Regions from separate parts of the Homo sapiens genome. Here region 2 is linked to region 1. Evidence: chromatin contacts called from ENCODE Hi-C or POLR2A ChIA-PET data. All regions are on one chromosome and are shown on one strand. The core of a region is the stretch at or near the end of the contact, and the rest is flanking DNA. Distances in the headings are between cores, read along the strand shown. Region 1 holds the start of EBF4 (EBF family member 4). Region 2 holds the start of ZNF343 (zinc finger protein 343).

Region 1 (4,388 bases), core at 1,318-3,817:
TCTCCAAGGGCACTGCCTCCTTCACGTCTGCTTCCCCTTCATCAGACCTGCCTCTGGGTAGGCACAGAGGGAAAGGTTGCAGAGAAATGGAACCTTAACTCCCAGAGGCCCCCATCAGCACTCCTCACCCACTCTTACAAAGAGCTCTCGCCACACAGCAGGTGGTGGGGCCAAAGAGGGGGCCATGTTAAGAAACTAACCTTCTCAAGTTGAAAAAAAAAAAAGCCAGAACCAACAGAAGAATAGGCAGGAGGTGGAATTGTAAGCATAGCACAGGAAAACACAAGTTAATGGGAAGAAAAATAGGAAGGAAATACACTAAAATGTTGACAGTAGTTGTATTACAGAGGAGGGACTAAATTTTTTATTTTCCAATTTTTCTAGAATATAGCTATATCCCTTGTAAAAGTTTTGGAAATTAATTCATCCACAAGACCCTTTCTCTTCCGTAAGAGATCAGCTCCAGAGCCCCCCAGCGTTCCCTCCCGACAGCCAGGAAAGGACCGGCGTGCAGAAACGGCTTCAGTTTGCACATGAAGCGCGGTGTGTGTCTGTTACACGGTGAGGTTGAGGCGTCCTGCGGAGTGTGAATGTGGGCTCCTGTGTCAGGCCCGGTCTGCATTAAGCCCCCCATTCAGAATCCCTTCGGGCTGCTGCAACAGCTCAGACTTCTGGGAAGCCAAGTGCCCACCCTGTCCCAGCTGTCAGCAGAGCTGGCACCTCCCTAATCCTAACCACTGTGACTCCCCATAGGATACCTAAATGCCTCCCTCCATGGTCACAGCTGAAGGTGCAAAAAGCCAGGGGGTGCAGGGGCTTTGGGGGCAGGTCAATAAACTTTTAAAGTTCGCTTTCAAATCCTGGAGTCAACCCCCTACTGAGACTCCCAGACCCCTGCAAAGGAGTCAGAGGAGACCGGCGCGGGTGCTGGGTTCCCAGGGACTCTCTGCCTTCCAAAGGACCTACCAGAAAAACACCCGAGGGAAAGGCAGGGGCCCTGCCCAGTTCCCAGGCCAATCAGTCCAGCCAGGCCGACTGCCCACCTCATCTCTTCGCCACCGTCCAGCCCCCAGCCGCTTCTCTGGCTCTGCACACCCCCATCCGCCAACTCTGAGGGGCGTGGGAAAGGAAAAAGGGGGCTGGGTTTCGTGCCTTTCCTGACAGAGAGCTGCGGAATTGGACAAGGAGAGTCACTGGGACTGCCCAGGAAGGAGGGGCTGGACGTTCCTAGACGGCCGGTGGCTGTGGGTCATGGCTGGGAGCTCTGCCTCTTCTCTCAGAGCCATAGACAGCCCGGCTGGGGTGGCGTTCACCGCCGCACCCGCGAGCGGCCGTCAGAAATCTACCGGGGCAGCCCGGAGTGGAGGCAGAAGCCCCGCCCCAGCCCGCCCCACAGCCTCAGGAGGCAGCACAGGCACTCCGGACGGGGTGGGCCGGGGAGCTCGCCGGGACCGTCCAGAGTTAGGGCTCCTTCCGCCCCTGGCTCCAGCAGCTCCAGCAAGCTGAGCTGAGGCGGCGCGCAGCCGTCCAACCCGAGCGCACCGGGTCCGGTCCGAGCGCTTACCTCTGCGCCGCGGTGCTGGCGTCCAGGATGCCCGCGCCCTGCATCCAGGAGCGCACTGAGCCCAGGCCGGCGGGCAGCAGCGGCTCCTCCTTCAGGTTCAGCCCGCTGCGGGGCAGAGCGTCCTGCGCAGGGAACATGAGGGCGCGCGGTGAGTGAGCGCCCCCGCCGCCCCGGATCCGGTCCCGCTGAGGCTGCGGGCGTCTAGCTCAGCCCGACCCGACGGCACCAGGCGCCTCCAGCAGCGCAGCGCCGAGTCCGGGTGGCTCAGTGCGCGCTCGCCTCTTGGGCGCTCCCTCGGAGAAAGCGGGTCCGCGGGCGCCGGCGCTGTCCCCTCCCCTCCTGGGGCGCTGGGCGGGGAGATGGAGGGATTCCCCCGCGGCCTGAGCGCTGGCGGGCGGACTGCGAGCGGGGCGGGGAGGGCGGGGAGCGGAGCCCGCACCCGGTCCGCGCGGAGGCGCCCCAGAGGCGCGCTCTGGCGGCTGCCCGGGGCCGCGGTCGTCGGAGGGGGGGCCCGAGCGCCCCGGGAGCTGCCTCGGGCAAGGCGGGGGCGCGGGGCCGCCCGCCCTTTCCCCCTCGCCGCCCCCACCTCCCGCCCGCCCGCCCGCCCGCGGCGCCAGCGCGGGGCGCTGATTACCATCCGGGAGGCGGAGGCTGCGGGCGCGGAGCTCGGCGGCGGCGGCGACAGTGGCGGCAGCGGCGGCAGGAGCAGCAGCAGCCGCGCGTCCCGGGGAAAGGCTGGGGCCGCGCCGGGCCAGCAGACGCCGCCGCCGCCAGCGCCAGCGCCCCGCGTGCCCCGGCGTCCCGGCCCTGCCGTAGCCCCGGGCGGCAGCACCTGGAGCAGCAGCAGCAGCAGCCCGGCCGACTCCCCCCGGGGCCCGGTTCCCGCGCCGCCCCGCCGCGGCCGCCGCCGCCCGCCGCTCCCCGGGGCCTGGCCTCGGGCCCGGGCCATCCCGCCGCCGCCGCCGCCGCCGCCGCCGCTCCCGGGGGAGCGGTAGCCGAAGGGAGGGAGCGCAGGCGGGAGGAGGGATGTCGGGAGCGGGCGGGCCCAGGGGACGGGGGCCCGGGGGAGGCGGGGGCGGGGCGGCGCGGCCGGCCGAGGGGCGGCCGGGGACGTGACATCATCGGGGGAGGAGCGGCCGGGCCCGGGCCGCGGCGGCGGGGCGGACCCTGGCGAGTCGGTCGCCTGGGCTGGGGGCTGCGGCCTGGTCGAGGCCGCGGGAGGGAACGGAAGAGCCCGGCGGGGGCCACGGAAACCCGCGCAGGGAGGATCCGGGGCCGCGCGGCGAGGGAGCCCGGCCCGAGCGGGAGGTGCGCGCCCCGCTGCGCTCGGGAACCTCCGCGGCCTCCCCGTCGCCGCCGGACGAAGCCCCGGCGTCTTCGCGGCCTCATCTCCCTCCCCCGGCACCCGCCGTACTCTCCGCGCCCGACGCCTTGTGCCTGGACTTGCTGCTCATTTTGACGCCTCCGAGCTTTCGCTCTTGACGTCTTTCTCCCGCGTGACTGTACTCCCGCATTTCCCCGGCGACCCTGACCTCACTTTCACCCCAGCTAAGGACTGAAACGTCCCTGCCGTAGGCTGCGGCCCCAGACAAGCTGGGCGAGGTCCCTGCATCCAACCATCCCGATTCCTGATGCTGGGTTACCTAAGCCTAAAGCATTTTCAGTTTCCATCTGTGCCTTTCAGGAACCTCCTGATTTCTGATTGCGAGTTGGACAGGTAGGCTCAGAGCCCAGCTCACCTCCTGTTTCTCCCCAGCCGCGTCCCGTCTCAGATCCCATTCCTTTTTTTTTATTAGTTCCTGGCACAGAAGTCGTCTGGCCCTTGACCGTGGGGCAGAGACATTTCTGCCCCTCTCCCCACGTTGTCCTGGCCAGGCTTCGAGCAAGCCCAGACTGAGTCCAGCACTTTCCTGCAGAACAGCATGGGGGCCACCTGCCCTGCCTGCCATGTTCACGCTCAGACACCCCTGCAATAACACCTTCCTGCTCCAACTCACTCCCATCCTCTTCTGGGGGGCCTCCAAGTGTGAGTTAGCGTTCTGTCACACATTGGCCCAGATGAGGCGTCCTGGGGGCACTGCTGGTTCTCCTGCCATCACAGAGGCCCTCTCACCTCCTTTCCTGGTCTCTTTACCACCCCTTCTCTCTATGCCTCTCCCCATCACCCACAGGGGGCTGCCATTCCCACCAGGACTCCTTCAGGTCTCAGCTTTTACCCTAGGTGGGATTATCAAACATGGGTTTCTCCTTAAGACAATTCTTAAGCCAGTCTCTTTCTCCATCTCCTGATCTGCCTCTCTAAATCTTGCTTCTCACAGTGTGGTCCCCGGACCAGCAGCATTGACATCACCTGGGAGCTGGTGAGGAATCCAGACTCTTAGGCCCTGCCGGGACCTGCTGAATCGGAACCTGCAATTTACCAAGACCTGTACACACATTACATGTGAGAAGCCCCCCCAGAGCTGTTCCACACTTGCTCCACTCCTCTCCCCAACATTCAGACCCACCTCTGGCTCTCTCATTTCCAGCAGACACCCTTCCTCTTACCCAGTGGAGAGGACTCAGGGAATCTTGGCAGAACCCTGCTGGCACCATCAGCGGCGTATGCTCCTCCTCGTTTCTGTCTTTTCACCCGTTCTCTTCTCTCGGTCTTCCACTGTGGAGATGGATGTGGAACCTTTTTGCTTAGTCCTGTCTTCTGCCTTTCCTGAGATTACCCCACCGATCTCCTGTTTGTGTCTCAATATGTTCTTTTCTCTGCTCAGATCTCCCCATTCTTAAAAGAACTGTCCCCTCCTCCTCGCCTCCTTCTTCAATTTCTGCC
Region 2 (4,050 bases), core at 631-3,130, 180 kb after region 1:
TCTTCTTGGCTGCAGCACTCAATTAAGGCCTTCTTCCCTTGCAATACTCGTCTCAGTGATTGGTTTTCTGACTGGCAACCAGCAGGACCTAGACCCAACCCCTGGTGTTTCAGTAACAGATTCTGCCCAGTACTAACACGGCAGCCTCCAAGACAAGAGAAGGGAATTGGTCCTTTCTGTGAAAGGCAGGACAGAATATCAAGAAATGTTTGTCTGTCTCCTGGCTCACAACGGCCTTGGGGCCATGTTCTCTATCTCCTGAGTACTGGAGAACAGAGAAGCCTCAGAAGGCTGATATTGGGAAGGTGAAAAGAAATAAGAAGATGGAAGGAGGTGTTGGAGAAAATAAAAACAAAATCTCCTGCTAACCCAGAAAATCCCCTTCACAAACGTAGAAAAGAAGGAGAACAGTTTTATTACCAAATAATATTGAACTGGACTGGGAAGCACATTGTAGACAATCTGCTAATCAGATGCCAGACAGAAAGAGATCTTACTTTTTATCTAGTTGGGCAGATACAATCTATTACAAACATGTCCTCAAAATTAATGGTAATTTGCCCCCTTGTAAGAGGATTTGACATTGTTTGCTATACAATTTTTCATAATTCATTCTAAATTCACCTGGTAATTGGAGTAGCCATCTACACTAGTTAATTGCCTTTATCAAAAAGAAAAAATAAAACTTTTATCTGTGACAAGCGGGCAGTTACGAGTTTGGAGCTAGGCACCTAAGCTAAACTCCCAAGGTGACAGGGAGATAAGGGCACTATCTTCTTCACTGTTTACATTTCAAAGAGATGGCTCATCAGGCCTTTGGGGGAAACATTCCTCTTTTGTAAAGTTGGCAGGTGCTTATTCAGCCTTTCAAAAGTATCAGGTACATATCAAAGGAGCACTTATACATAGATTTCTCATGGAAATACTCCAAGGGCGTGAGGTCAGGTTTATTTCCCCTTCAGTAACAAGTAAAATTTAATTCAATTTGTATTTGCCATTAAGATTTAAACGCGCCTCCTATGAGCTGAAGGTCTGATCTGCAAACCCCTAATTGCCGTGTTGCAGAAGGTACCAGCGTAGCCCAGTTTTAAAAATATTATTAGTTTTAAAATATATACATTTAACTCCTGGGCTCAAGCCATCCTCCAGCCTCAGCCTCAGCCTCCCTCGGGGTTACAGGAATCCCAGGCGCGCGCCACCACGCCCGGCTCTAGTAGCCCAGATCTGAACCGGGATCTTAGATAAGAGGCCAGAGAGCCAGACTCCAGCCTGAGTGAAGCTTCCACCCTCCAGAAACTGGATGAGAGTCTGTCCCTAACTTTGAGGACTTCGACAAGAAAGGTGACTACAGGCCACCCACAGGAGTGCACTGGTGTTGAGGGTAAGGGTTCAACTGAGACGCTGGGAGGCGGCTTTGCCCTGCCTGTGTGTCACAGGCAACACGAAGTCGAATCTACATAGTGCTCACGCAAGGTAGTTCGCGTGCTATGGAGCCTCAGCCCAGGGAATTCAGGTGGTCCGGTGCAGTAAACTCTGTACCCAACACACGCCTGACAGACAGCGCATTGCTCCCGCTAGATTCGCCAATCGGAAATGACTTCTCTCGTTGACCCCAGCTTCCGGAAGCGCCTGCGGAAGCTGCCGCAGAGGCTTGTGGGGAGTGTAGTCTTTTTTTTGCAGAATGGGCCAAGGGGACAGAGACTTCACTCGGGAGCCAGAACCTGTTTTCAACATGGGTATTTTAAGAAGAGACGGAGAGGCTGTCACTGCAGTGGTCACTGTCCTGGAAAAGTAACCGTTGCACGGCCCAGAAGTGGCTCTGTGGCGGCCAATGGGAGCCGAAGCCTGCGAGGATGTTGGGAATTGTAGTTCTGGCGTCGGTCGGTGGCCGAGATCCCGGGCACGCTGGCTCTGGTGAGCGCGGCCTCCGCGGCTCCTTGGCCCCAGGATGCCCTCTCTCGTGGGGAAAGGAGGGTCGGGAAAGGCCGAGCGTAGGTTAGGACGCGGGGTAGAGTGTGGCCAATGGGGAGTGCGGGTTGGAGATATTTGGTTTTTGGAGGAGAGGGCGCAGCTCGCGGTGCTCATTGGGGCGAGGCGATGGGGTGAGCCCCTGCTTGCCCGGACCTCCGCGGACCTTTTTTCCCCCCGGGGGGACGAGAGTGACCTAGAACTCTAATGCCTGTCTTGAACCAGGCGGGATTATTCTGGGTCAACCAGTTTTCGAATACGGAGGGCGGCCCCAGTCGTGCGTCCTGGGGTTTATTTGGGCTGTGGGGTTGAGTTCTGCCAGGGCCAAATGGACCAACATCCCCGCGGCTGGGGTGGGGACGTGGCTAGGTCCGCACATCCCTGGGTGGTTTTTGGCTGGGGAGCGTCTTGAGTCCTGCATCACCGAGTTTTTCTGTTTTTTGGGTGGGGCTGGATATGTCCCGAGTGGTGACCGGGGTGGTTAGGGGGAGGCCGTCTCAGGCCTTGATGCTTGATGGACCTTGGTTTATTAGGGGTTGGGGGGTTGGAAGTGGAGGTGAGCTTGACGTGGTCAAAATATCCTGAGAGGGCCTGGGCGAGTGTCTTGGGTCAGGAGTCCCTGGGGTTTTTAGGGAGGTGAGGGAGGTTTCGTCCTCTGATAGTGGTGGGCTGTATCACTCTGACAGGCATCTAGGCAGCTCTTTTGAATGGGGGCAGGTCTTTTCTCTGGGACCTGTTGTCTCAAGGTGTGTCATGTGGGAGGTGCCCCCTGTGCTTTGTGGCAAAGTTCCTGGGTTTGGTCGTCATCTGGGTGGCCCGTCTGGCTGACTCCTTTCCTGGACTGCTTTTCCCTCACATGTTAGGGCCAAACATCTGGTTTGGGGCTGTGAAGGGTTAGGTCTGGTGGGGAACTCTGACGGCTTCTAGTTAACAATCCAAATCACTTCCGGCATATGGTGAGTTCTGGATATCAGGCGTTTAATTTTATTTTTAATTTTTTCGTAGGGACAAATTTTAAACCTACCTAGTAGAGCTATTCAGTGAACTGCCACGGACCTGTCACCAGATTCCACATTTGTTAACTCATGGCCAATTTTGTTTCATCTACATCCCCTCAACCCTATGTGTGGATACACTTTGAGAATTGTCAGACCCCACAGGGATTGGCCATTGCTGACATCATTACTGGCCCAGCTGGCTAAGCGTGTGGCGCTCCACAGCTAGACTTCAAATCTAGGCACTTTCTAGCATTGTCAATTTGAGGAAGGTGTAGAACTCATGGAGCTTTGGGGAGGTAAAACTTGCATGGTGTCTGGAATTGCCTCTGGTATACAGTAAGAGTTTAGTAAGTGTTAACTATTACTAATAGTATTATAATTTGAGGCCCATAGGCATTAAAGGGATAAATATGTAATAGCAGCTTGTCAGGGCAGACTGTATTCTGATGTCCCCACATGGTTCTGTCCCCTAGAAGCTGTTTACATTATTCTCTTCTCTGACAGATCTGAGGCTTATTTTGTTAAAGGAAAAGGAGGCCTGCTCTTTTTTTTTTTTTTTTTTTTGAGACACAGTTTCACTCTTGTTGCCCAGGCTGGAGTGCAGTGGCGCGATCTCGGCTCACCGCAACCTCCACCTCCCGGGTTCAAGCGATTCTTCTGTCTCAGCATCCCGAGTAGCTGGGATTACAGGTGTGCGCCACCATGCCCAGCTAATTTTGTATTTTTAGTAGACACGGGGTTTCTCCATGTTGGTCAGGCTGGTCTCGAACTCCTGACCTCAGGTGATCTGCCTGCCCCGGGCCTCCCAAAGTGCTGGGATTACAGGCATGAGCCACCGCTCCCGGCTGGCCCACTCATTTTATTTTTTTATCTTTTTTTTTTTATTATACTTTAAGTTCTAGGGTACATGTGCGCAACGTGCAGGTTAGTTACGTATGTATACATGTTCCATGTTGGTGTGCTGCACCCAGTAACTCATCATTTAACATTAGGTATATCTCCAAATGCTATCCCTCCCCGCTCCCCTCACCCCACAACAGGCCCCGGGGTGTGATGTTCCCCTTCCTGTGTCCATGTGTTCTCA

The links. Hi-C counts contacts between places; a loop is a spot of excess contacts on that map. ChIA-PET counts read pairs that join two places held with the same protein, here RNA polymerase II (POLR2A). Pooled maps may share reads with other maps.
Region 2: a pooled map shows a loop between it and region 1 (2.4-fold over the local background). The contact joins the promoter of ZNF343 here to the promoter of EBF4 in region 1. A Hi-C loop is called at or near these places in 3 of 50 pooled maps. POLR2A ChIA-PET finds 5 or more read pairs at or near these places in 5 of 52 experiments (AG04449, CD4-positive, alpha-beta T cell, Caco-2 and 2 more).

Annotation. Positions count from the first base shown.
Region 1 is chr20:2,690,959-2,695,346 of GRCh38, reverse strand. EBF4 (EBF family member 4) reads right to left here and starts at 2,567. Exons shown (of 17, transcript NM_001395167.1): 1 at 1,565-2,567. The coding sequence starts at 1,701. LOC105372507 (a long non-coding RNA gene) reads left to right here and starts at 2,727. Exons shown (of 3, transcript XR_937210.3): 1 at 2,727-3,281; 2 at 3,883-4,007. RefSeq lists an enhancer at 412-1,396.
Region 2 is chr20:2,506,745-2,510,794 of GRCh38, reverse strand. ZNF343 (zinc finger protein 343) reads left to right here and starts at 1,880. Exons shown (of 6, transcript NM_024325.6): 1 at 1,880-1,914. RefSeq lists enhancers at 459-1,054, 1,596-1,905, 2,556-2,615.